Linked DNA regions of Homo sapiens: region 2 is linked to region 1. The links are chromatin contacts, found by Hi-C or POLR2A ChIA-PET in ENCODE. All regions are on one chromosome and are shown on one strand. The core of a region is the stretch at or near the end of the contact, and the rest is flanking DNA. Distances in the headings are between cores, read along the strand shown. Region 1 has its middle 22 kb from the start of WWC1. Region 2 overlaps WWC1 (WW and C2 domain containing 1).

What was found. Hi-C counts contacts between places; a loop is a spot of excess contacts on that map. ChIA-PET counts read pairs that join two places held with the same protein, here RNA polymerase II (POLR2A). Pooled maps may share reads with other maps.
Region 2: a map of PC-9 shows a loop between it and region 1 (6-fold over the local background). The contact joins two enhancer-like sites. A Hi-C loop is called at or near these places in 6 of 168 maps with a recorded cell type or tissue (Caco-2, Calu3, MCF 10A and 3 more) and 5 of 50 pooled maps. POLR2A ChIA-PET finds 5 or more read pairs at or near these places in 2 of 52 experiments (Caco-2 and MCF 10A).

What each region holds. Positions count from the first base shown.
Region 1 is chr5:168,266,978-168,272,299 of GRCh38, forward strand. No RefSeq gene overlaps it. Among named protein-coding and RNA genes, the nearest start is that of WWC1, 22 kb to the right of the region's middle. Within about 2 kb of position 2,479, at least 5 of the 41 ENCODE cell types and tissues checked have a DNase peak (open chromatin) inside an H3K27ac peak, as active enhancers do; they include PC-9 and thyroid gland, where a contact is called at or near this core.
Region 2 is chr5:168,361,665-168,367,361 of GRCh38, forward strand. All of the region lies in intron 1 of WWC1 (WW and C2 domain containing 1), which reads left to right. Among named protein-coding and RNA genes, the nearest start is that of WWC1, 73 kb to the left of the region's middle. RefSeq lists an enhancer at 3,455-3,988. Within about 2 kb of position 4,012, at least 13 of the 41 ENCODE cell types and tissues checked have a DNase peak (open chromatin) inside an H3K27ac peak, as active enhancers do; they include PC-9 and thyroid gland, where a contact is called at or near this core.

The sequences.
Region 1 (5,322 bases), core at 1,229-3,728:
GAATGGCGTGAACCCAGGAGGCAGAGCTTGCAGTCAGCCGAGTTCGCGCCACTGCACTCCAGCCTGGGCGACACAGCGAGACTCCATCTCGAAAAAAAAAAAAAAAAAAAAGAATTCTGGAAAGGCGGTACAGCCTATGGGTTAGTGAAGATCATGCACTCTGAAGTCAGACCACCTAGGAACCAGTCCTGACTCTACCACTCACTAAACGAACATGGAAACTTGGGAAGGTCACATGTGCTAATTAAGGTAAATATCATACGCTGTGTTAAGAGATAAACTCAAGTTAGCAGAAGAAAAGCTTCTCACTTATATAATAGTCCATCATTGGTCAGGGATGAGGATGGCTGCTTTGATGATTAAATGAGATATTGCCTGTATCATGGATATGTGGTACTCAATAAATGTTCTTTTTTTGTTGTTTTTTTGAAACGGAATCTCACTCTTATTCCCCAGGCTGGAGTGCAATGGCGTAGTCTCGGCTCACTGCAACCTCCACCTCATGGTTTCAAGCAATTCTCCTGCCTCAGCCTCCCAAGTAGCTGGGACCACAGGAGCCTGCCCCCATGCCCGGCTAATTTTTTGTAATTTTAGTAGAGACAAGGTTTCACCATGTTGGCCAGGCTGGTCTCGAACCCGTAACCTCAAGTGATCTGCCCACCTTGGTCTCCCAAAGTGCTGGGATTACAGGCGTGAGTCACCGTGCCCAACCTCATTTTTATTATTTTAGAAACTTTCTTCCAAACACTGATTTTTCTAAGAGTAGAAATTGAAGCATAACAATTTTCACAGGGGGAGAGATTTGTATGCGGGAGCTGGGAAGATGGAGAAAGATCTTCCCTCAAATCTCATGTCCTCAAGAGCAATCTCAGCTTCTCCCCTCTCCTGGGCCTGGGTAACTTGAACAAGTACTTTCAGTGTGTGGACCTTCTTCATGGCTTCAAGGGCTTTTCAGAAAGGGTGACATCTGGAAAGTGGAGGGTCTCAGCCATGTGAAGACTAGCCATGTGAACAAGGGACATCTGTTCAGGCATTCTACTTTCAGAGTCACCAAGCACAATTTTGTCCCTGGCACTGTCAGAAGCTGGGAAGACAAAGATAAATAAAACATGGTCTAAAGTGTGAGACAAACTCACAAGCCAATCAATCACTACAGCACAGTAGGCTCAGGGCTGGCACACAAGTGATGAGCAAACACATGATGTCCAGAGGACAGGAGTATGAGTTCTCTCCACAAGTTTTGTTGTTTTTTTTTTTTTTTTTTTTTTTGAGACAGAGTCTTGCTCTGTTGCCCAGGCTGGAGTGCGATGGTGCAATCTCGGCTCACTGCAACCTCCACCTCCCAGGTTCAAGTGATTCTCCTGCCTCAGCCTCACAAGTAGCTAAGATTACAGATGCCCACCACCACGCCCGGCTAATTTTTGTATTTTTAGTAGAGATGGGGTTTCACCATGCTGGCCAGGCTGGTCTCGAACTCTTGACCTCAGGTGATCCACCTGCCTCAGCCTCCCAAAGTGCTGGGATTACAGACATGAGCCACCGTGCCCAGCCTCCACAAGCATTTGAGCTGGGCACTGGCAAGTAAGAGAATGCAAGACAGACAAGGCAGGAGGGGGTAGCAGGAAGGAGAAGAAATATGCAAAGAGACAGGTGAGAAGTTCAGAGAGGCCGGGGCAGGTGCTAAGGATTAGAACCACCGGCGAGCGCGCTAGACACGGGTCCCAGGCCAATTAGATCAGGACCTCTGGAAGAAAGGTCTGATCGTGGGTAGGTGAGTTTCACCTGCAGCCCGAAATGAGGAGCAGGGGATTGGAGCTCAGCGGGAAGGGCACAGCCAGAGATGAGGTTTGTTGGAGGGAAGGAGGCAGGAATAACAGTCAGGCTAAGAAGCTGGGTATTCTCCTGCCAGGTCATGAGGGACATCAGTGTGACTCTTGTACATAGGGAGAAACACGATTAGGGAATCTTTGGGTTTGCAAAGTGGAGAGAGAAGAGTGGCAGAAGGCCCAGAGCCCGGGAGAATCTGCAACAGTCTGGATGAGGGCTTGAAGGAAGGCTGGGGCGGTCAGAACAGAGGGAGCGCTCCTCAAACCGGCTCAGATTTGGGAAATGAGGACGAGGTTCTGTAACTTGCCCAGAGTTGGGGACAGGGTCTATACGGGGTGGAACACCGAGAACAGATCCCGGCCAAGGATCCTCTCTCCAGTGCATGCACCATTCCTTCTCCTTCGCCTCTCCCTCCTCCACGACCAGCCAGGTGAAACAATTAGGGAGAAGGGATATTCTGATTACTTACTTACTTCAGTGATCCTCTGACCACACCAAGTGGCGACTTTCCAGGAAAGTTCTGATTCAGCACGCTCACACCCAAGCCCCGCCTTCCACCCTGAGGAGGCAGGTGGGCAGCCTGTAAGGCGCCATTCCCCAGCACCCGCAGCGGGCACTGTGGCTGCACGCCGCCCTCGGAAAGCAAGGCTGCACCAGCTGCTCCACAAAGCCCCTCCCTCACCAGCCCTCGCCTCCTCCCGGCAAATGTTGGGTTTGCCATCTGGCCACGAGGTGGCAGCCTTTCCCATGAAATCTGCTTGGAGGTGGGCCCGGCGCCTCAAAGGGATTTAGGGAAGTCGCCGAGCAGCCAGAGACTGCGAGGAGAGCCCTGGACTCCTGAAAGAGGCCCGTGGAATCGGTTCCAGGAAAAAGATTCCAAAGAAGACCAGTCCTGGGACCAGCCAGACTGGACTGCGAGCCTGCCTCCACCATTTGCCCACTGAGTACATTTCCACCTGGACTTCCTGAGCCTCACCTTTCCCATTTGTAAAATAGGGATAAAAATAACTGCTGTATGGGATTATTTGGAAAGCCTAATAAAAACAATATATGTAAAGTCCTTGGCAAGGGCCCAGCATTTAACAAATGCATATTAAATGGTAAGCTATTATTAAAGGAAAATTGTGGAATTTGGGGGTTATCGTCTTTAGATTAAAAAAAAAAGCAAAACAAACAAAAAAAATCCTTCACTTTCACTCCCAACCACACCTTTCTAGCTAAGCCTGGGCTTCTTATCTAACCTCCGAAGCCTGGGTTTCCTCCCCTGTGTAGTGGAGATGATACTGCCATCTGGCAGGGTTGCTGTTGTAAACACTCAGCCTCCCTCAAGGGGATGTCTACTGATTGGCAACTAACTTTTCTTATTCTCAGCCTTCAGTGAGAGCTGAAGTGTGATCCCAGCCTGAAGCTTGACCTGTTCAAGAGTAAGGAGCTCCACCCACCCCATCCTCCCACTTCAAGAGCTGCGTAAAGCCCTGGGGACTTGCTCTTCTAGAAGGCTCCAGGGAAGAGAGGACAGAAGAAGCAAAGCCTATACCCTCTTAGGGACAGTCTACCCAGTAGCCACTCTTCCAGAGATGATCAGTGTCCCTGAACTGAGCCCAATTCCAGGGGCAGTAAAAGGGATGTCCTTACACTCATGCATTCATAAAACGCTTCTATCCAAATTAATTGCTGTTATTTGAACTTCCCAGCCACTCTGTGAAACAGTGTGAAAATTGAGCCTTAGAGAGGACACACCACAGATCAGGAACAGGCCCCTCCCAGGTGGCTGGGAATCTTCGGTTCTCAGTCAGCTCTCTGGCTGTTTCCATTCCCAGGCCACTCCCTCAACAATCCCTTATCTTGGTCTTATCTCGGCCACATACATATAGATTTTGTTCTCAGGCTAGAGCCTTTGGCCAGAAGGAATCTGCCCCACTAGCTATTAGTCAACCAGTGAACATTTAGGAAACATCTATTACGTAGAATGCTGCAATGAAGATGGAGAAAGTGAACACAAGCTGGCTTCTGCCCCCAAGCAGCATCTCTGTATTAATCAGGAGAGGTGCAGGGGTAAGTGACAGAACCCTAACACAAAGCAAAAACCAGAATATCCAAAGGCAGGACTGGCTTCAAATTTGGTCAGATCCAAGGGCGCAAAGATGCTCACAAGGTACTGTCTTTGCTCCACCTCTCAATGCCACTGCCCTTGGGATGTGGCCTTATCTTCACAGTGATTTATTCCATATGTAGGAAAGATGGTTGCCAACAGGCCCAAACCTATATCCTTGCAGCACCCATGGGAATGTCAAAGAGACCCTCCCTCTATCAACAGAAGACCATGAATTTGCCCAAACCCCATCAGCCTTTCCGGGGCCATAAAGAGCGGGAAAGGAGTGGCTCTTACAAGGAAAATAACTGCCTAGACGAAAACGTGTTAATTGCCAACATCTACTGAAATCATGAGGGTATCTGTCCATTCTGTCCACAAATAGTGCCTGACATGCCGTAGGTGCTCAATGGACAAACCAGGTGCTGGGGACAGAGGGATGAATGAAACGCAGCCATCCAGGAGGAGTCTAATGGGAAACACCAAGAAGCGAATACGCAATATAATGTGGAAGTGGGCTGGGCGCGGTGGCTCACGCCTTAATCCCAGCACTTTGGGAGGCCGAGGTGGGCGGATCACTTTGGGTCAGGAGTTCGAGACCAGCCTGGCCAACTATGGCCAACATGGTTAAACCCCGTCTCTACTAAAAATACAAAAAAAAATTAGCCGGGTGCGGTGGTAGGGACCTGTAACCCCAACTACTCTGGGGACTGAGGCAGGAGAATCACTTAAACCTGGGAGGAGGAGGTTGCAGTGAGCTGAGATTGTGCCACTGCACTCCAGCCTGGGCAACAGAGGAAGACTCCATCTCAAAATAATATAATAACAATAATAATAATGTGGAAGTGGCTGGGCGCAGTGGCTCACTCCTGTAATCCCAGCACTTTGGGAGGCCAAGGTGGGTGGATCACCTGAGGTCGGGAGTTCGAGACCAGCCTGACCAACATGGAGAAACTCCGTCTCTACTAAAAATACAAAATTAGCCGGGCATGGTGGCACATGCCTGTAATCCTAGCTACTCGGGAGGCTGAGGCAGGAGAATCACTTGAACCCAGGAGGCAGAGGTTGTGGTGAGCCGAGATCGCACCATTGCACTCCAGCCTGGGCAACAAGAGCGAAACTCTGTCTCAAAAAATAATAATAATGTGGAAGTGCTGGGAAGAGAAGTTGCTATGGTATGGCAAGGACACTGGGGAAGGGCAGTTAGCTCCGCTTTGATGGGGATTTGGTGGAAAGCACTTGGATGGGTGCACAAATAGTGCATTGGGAGGATCTAGATTGAATCTGAACAGCCAAAAGTCACCCGGCTCCGCAGGGTTTCTCAGCTACCCGCCCTGAGGATACCATGGCCTTTCCCTTCTTCTGGGAATGTGGGAAGCCACCAAGCAACACCAGCCTGGAGA
Region 2 (5,697 bases), core at 2,762-5,261, 96 kb after region 1:
CTCCAGGCAAGTCTTTTATCTCTGTCCCTCAGTTTCCTCATTGGTAAAGAAAGGGAGTTGTTTTGTTGGGTTTCTTTTAATTTTAACATTCTCTACGTTGGGGGCCTCATTTGGGCAGCAGTGTGAAAAATAAATCACTGGGTGCGGTGGCTCACGCCTGTAATCCCAGCACTTTGGGAGGCTGAAGTAGGTGGATCACATGAGGTCAGGAGTTTGAGACCAGCCTGGCCAACATGGTGAAACCCCATCTCTACTAAAAATAGAAAAAATTAGCCGGGCATGGTGGCAGGCGCCTGTGGTCCCAGCTACTTGGGAGGCTGAGGCAGGAGAATCGCTTGAACCCGGGAGGCAGAGGTTGCAGTGAGCCTAGACCGTGCCAATGCTCTCCAGCCTGGGCAACAAGAGTGAAACTCCATCTCAAAAGATAAATAAATAAATAAATGAAAAACGAATCACTCACATTTATCAAGCACTCACTGTGTACTCATGTGCTGTTTCATGCATTATCTCATGTAAGCTTCAAGGAGCACTGTGGGGCAGGTCTGAATGGTACCTGCCTGAAAGGGCTGTTGTGAAGGCCAGCTGAGTAAATATATAAATACATTAACTGCTTGGAACAGTTGCTGGTGCATAGTGAGTGCTCAGTATATGTGTTCTTATTTTTCCTGTTTTGCAAATGTGACAACTGAGCCACATAGAGTTTACATATCTTGTCCAAGGTCACACAGCTAGAAAATGACAGAGCCTGGATTCAAAGCCAGTGAGTCTGGCTCCAGAGCCCTCTGCTCTTAACCAAGAGGCAGGAGTGACACATTAGAAAGCAATGGGGACAAAGTGCATCCAGACAGTGCCTGTCCCCAAAGGTGTGCTAAGTCCGTTTTTAAAATATAGCACTGTAGTAGATCAACAAACATATCTTCAGGCTGAATTTGGCCCTCAGGTTGTCCGTTGGCTTTACCTACTCTAATCCATGATTTGGTTCTCAGAACTGAAATCTTAAACCCAACAGGCAGCACACAGAGGGGATTAGCAGCCTGGATTCACCCCATGTCAGTGAGTGGGAACAGATAAGCATAGAGACTCAAGATGGAGGTGAAGGAAGGGGATGGACCCAAAGGGCACAGGTGTGTGATCTCACCAACCCAGCAGGGCAGAGGGAAGACAGAATCCAAGATTTGGCAGTGGGGAGGTGAGCCACTGGTTTGTGGGGGCCTAGTCTGAAGGTAGGGAGGGTTTGGGGTGGAGGAACCGTCTGGAATCTCCCCTCCAGCCCTCCCTCCTCTTCTTTTTTCTATAAAAGAATTTTAGGATGGGAATAACTAGGCCAAGAAAACTTCTGGGTAAGCCAGCCCAAACAGAGTAGGGAAACAAGGAGATCTAAGGGTGGAAAAGCCAGAATTTTGAGACAGGTGTTCGGAGGGTAGAGAACAAGAGGAAGGGAAGTGTTTACGAGAAGAAGAACTTGGGAATTCCAGGTATAAATGCCTCCTCCTTCAGAGAGCAGATTTTGAGAACCAAATCCAATTCAGCTACTGTCTCCTACCTTCTCCCATTTAACTTTCTAAAAAGAGAGAGGAAGCCAGGTGTGGTGGCTCACACCTGTAATCCCAGAATTTTGGGAGGCCGAGGCAGGAGGATCACTTGAGGTCAGGAGTTTGAGACCAGACTGACAAACATGGGGAAATCCCGCCTCTACTAAAAGTACAAAAATTAGCCCGGCATGGTGGCGGGCACCTGTAGTCCCAGCTACTCAGGAGGCTGAGGCAGGAAAATCACTTGAACCCTGGGAGGTAGAGATTGCAGTGAGCTTAGATCACGCCACTGTACTCCAGCCTGGGTGACAGAGCCAGACTCTGTCTCAAAAAAAAAAAAAAAAAAAAAAAGATGGTTTAAGCAGTCCCAGCTCCTCCAGGAAGGGAGGTGATAGAATACAGTGCAAGGTTTATTAGCTGTGCAAGCCAGGACAATTATTTTGCTTCAGTTTCCCCATCATGAAAATCGGGGTATAAAACCTAACTCATCCTAACAGCCAATGTAGATTGAACCCTGAATGCCATGTGGTCAGCACAGCCCATTTTAACGCAGCGGTGACTTTGAGCACCCCCATCTTATGGATGAGGAAACAAAGCCACACAGGTTAGAGTTCATGCCCAAGGGGACAGAGCTAATGAGTGACAGTGCCTGCATTGGGACCCAGATGGCTGACTCCAGACTTGTGAGTTTTAACCACCACCGTGTATCTCTTAGGGTGAAGACTGATAATGGTGGGTGTGGTGATGGTGGTGATGATAGCTCACGTGTTAAGGATTTGAGATAAAGGGTGATGTGATTCTTCACAACGCGCAGAACTCTCTGATTATGTTTGCAACCCACATTTATCAAGGGCTTGTCTTGTGCCAGTCCCGGCACTAGATACTGTATAGGTTATCTCATTTAATCCCCACAACACCCTTATGAGAGTGGGCCTTCCTGTGTAAGTTTCACAGAGAAGAAAACTCCTCTCAAGCAGGTTACATAACCCACCTACAGTTCTGGAAGAGGTGGAGCCTGGGTTTCAGCCTCGCATCCCATTCCTGAGCCTTTGTGGGTAACATCTACCCTGCCTCCTCCTTAACCATGGAGCTGACCACAGCTCTTTCCTCCTCCCCTCCCCAGCCCTCCCTGACTACACCCCATTGCTGCATTCTCTCCCTGCCCATGGCCCGTTGGCCTTTCGCGTCTATACTGCTGACGTAGCACCTTATTAAATATCCCTGCATCCTCTAATTACCTGTGGCTCAGGCCGCGGGTAGCGTTACAGCCACATACACTCCCATGGAATGTTGTGGGGATGACTCCCTGCCTGTTTGGAGTGTGAGTCTTGTTCCCCGGCCAGACCCTCTGCCCCTGGAAGCAGAAACATGGCTTCTTCAAGCGTCTGAGCCCTCGTAGTGCCTAGCATGGGCCTGGAGTGCCATACTCACTTGATAAATGCTTGTTGCTTGGTGGATTGATTGAAATGAGGGTGGAAGGATGAGAGTGGAGGGTGAGGCAGAGAGTGTCTCTGGGTCACCCTCCAGCTCAACACAAGGGCAGTGGTCAGAGGAATAATCCAAAGTGCATACCCAGGCCCCAGAGCCGCCAAAGCTGACCTCCGCCTCCACTTCACCTGAATAGCATGGATCTCTCTGAAATGGCCCTCTTGATTTGCTTCTGGCTGGGGTGCATCTCGCCCTCTAGACTGTAAGGGCAGGGCCCTATCTGTCTCTTTCCTCTGTAGCTGGTGTTAACGAAGGCTCTGCTGTGTGTCATGTGCTCAGCTCTCCTAACAAACTTGAGAGATGGTTATTTTTATCATGCCCAGATTTGTTAGACAATGAGTAAAAGAGTCTGAACCAAACTGAATTAAAGGAAGAAGGACTTCAAACGTTGCCTTTCTTCCTGTTCATTCTGGCCTCCCCGGAGCTAAAGGTGAAGGGACTGCTTAGAAATGGTGTTCTGCAGCAGCCCCAGGTGAAGGAGCATTATCAGGAATTGTGCAACCTTAGCTATGGGAACTATGCGTGTGAAACAGCCCAGGGCGGGAAGAACCAGCCTGGCCATTGTGCCTGGGCTGGGGAGGAGAGGTTCGGCTGAAAGTTTGGACAGTTCTTGGCTTGGAGTCTGGAGGGCCCTTTAGAAAGTGATCCCGCCCAGCCAGCCCTCAGAGAGAGCAGGCCAGCATCCTGCTGGACGGTAATAAAGAGGTTACTGTGGGAAGCTGGGACTTGCTTGGGAAACACTAGGAACATGAAAGATAGGGTATGCATTCTTCAGTCCCGAGAGAATCACCACCCAGTATTAAACTTGGCAGAAGGCTTTCCTCTCCTCCTCTGAGCTGCCTCCTTAGAAAAGGCACATTGTCAGAATGCCGAATGCCCACCGTGGTCTCATGTCCTCACAGCCCGTAGGAAAGTAACTACCAGTTACCCACTGGTGGTTGCCCCTGAGAGGAGGGTAAGGGAGGCTTCCAGCCCCCGGGGTGGCTCTCCCCGACAGGTGTGCCTGTGTGCTGTTTGTAGGGTGCTCCTGGCAGAACCTACCTGTCTCCACAGCGACACATCTGGCCGTTTTTCCAGGAGGGCCTGTTGAGAAACATTCAGGAATGTTTGTGCTCCTTTAGAGATTTGTAATTAAGAAGAGGCAGAACTCGTTCTTGTCTGGCACCCTCCCTTCTTGCCCCTCCAGCATCTGGGTCATTTGATTTCACAATTGGGGTTTTCGGCAGCCCGAGTTGTGGAGGCTGGAAGCAGGGACCGACTGAACCAGGCTGGATGGTGGTGAATTGCTTCACCCGAGGGTGGGGGCTGGGAGTTCCAGGCAGGCCCCCAAGTCCTGGCCACATCTGAAAGTGGACATTTCTTCCCAGGTTGCATCCTTAGCACTTGCCCAAGGTGAAACATTTCAGGCCAGTGGAGCACCCACAGTTCCTGGGGGACGGGGGGTGGCTGGTTTAAATGGACAATTCCTCTCCTTAACTGCCAGGAAGAGTGAGTGTGTGCATGTATGTATGTGTGAGTGTGTCTGTTTAAATCTTTGTGCAGCCAAAAACACATCTCTTCATCCTGAATGACACATCTCTACACACTGAATAATTCATCTCCCTCTTGGCATTTGTTCCGGAGAGAATCTTGCTGTCCAGATTTCTTGTAAGTTGCATAGCCTTCCATAGGCACTTCCTTGTTTCCCATGGAAGAGCTCTGGGAGTCAGGATATCAGTCAGTCAGCCCTCTGGCATTTCCCCTGTGATCGCATCAAAGGGGAATGAGAATATCAAACCCAAAGTGTTTCTCTCTCCTTTGCCCTCTCCTTCTAGCTTTGGGTCCTCTTGCCTCCCTCTGCTTTATTTCTCTTGGGCACAGTGTCTGTGTTCACTGCAAGTGGAATCAGCATTGTGTCCTGGTAGGGTATCCACATGTCTGTCACATTACTGATGCTTGGAGCGAATAAATGTATTTGGCTCTGACATCTCAACGTGTAAGGCTGGAACAATCAGTGGAGTTAATGGTTTTCCAGATAGTGACACATTTTCGGGGTTTCAGTCCCGTCCTCCTAACCCCATCTCCATCCTCACACCCAGCAAGCTCAGTAAATCATTTGTATTAATGACTTTGAAACACTTTTTTTTTTTTTTTTTTTTTTTTTGAGATGGAATCTTGCTCTGGAGTGCAGTGGTGTGATCTCAGCTCACTGCAGCCTCCGCCTCCCAGGTTCAAGCGATTCTCCTGGCTCAGCCTCCCGAGTAGCTGGGATTACAAGTGCCTGCCACCATGCCCAGCTAATTTTTGTATTTTTAATAGAGATGGAGTTTCACCATGTTTGCCAGGCTGGTCTTGAACTCCTGACCTCGGGTGATCCACCCGCCTCAGCCTCCCAAATGCTGAGATTACAGGTGTGAGCCACTGCACCCAGCCGACTTTGAAACACTTAATTGCCTCTTTATTAAGCAGCCATGGATTTCCCAGGTCTATTGAATATCCTTGCACCAACACATAGATAACTGAAGGTCCCAAATATGCTAAAGCCCCCATGCCTTTTGCCTGCTTCAGATGTCCCTCTTGTCTCATTTCACCTTCTGTATCTCTAGCACAGCTTGCTCTGTGTTCCAGATTGTTCTGAGACTCACCCTTCGTCTTGTTATTTTTTATTTATTTACTTATTTATTTTGAGACGGAGTCT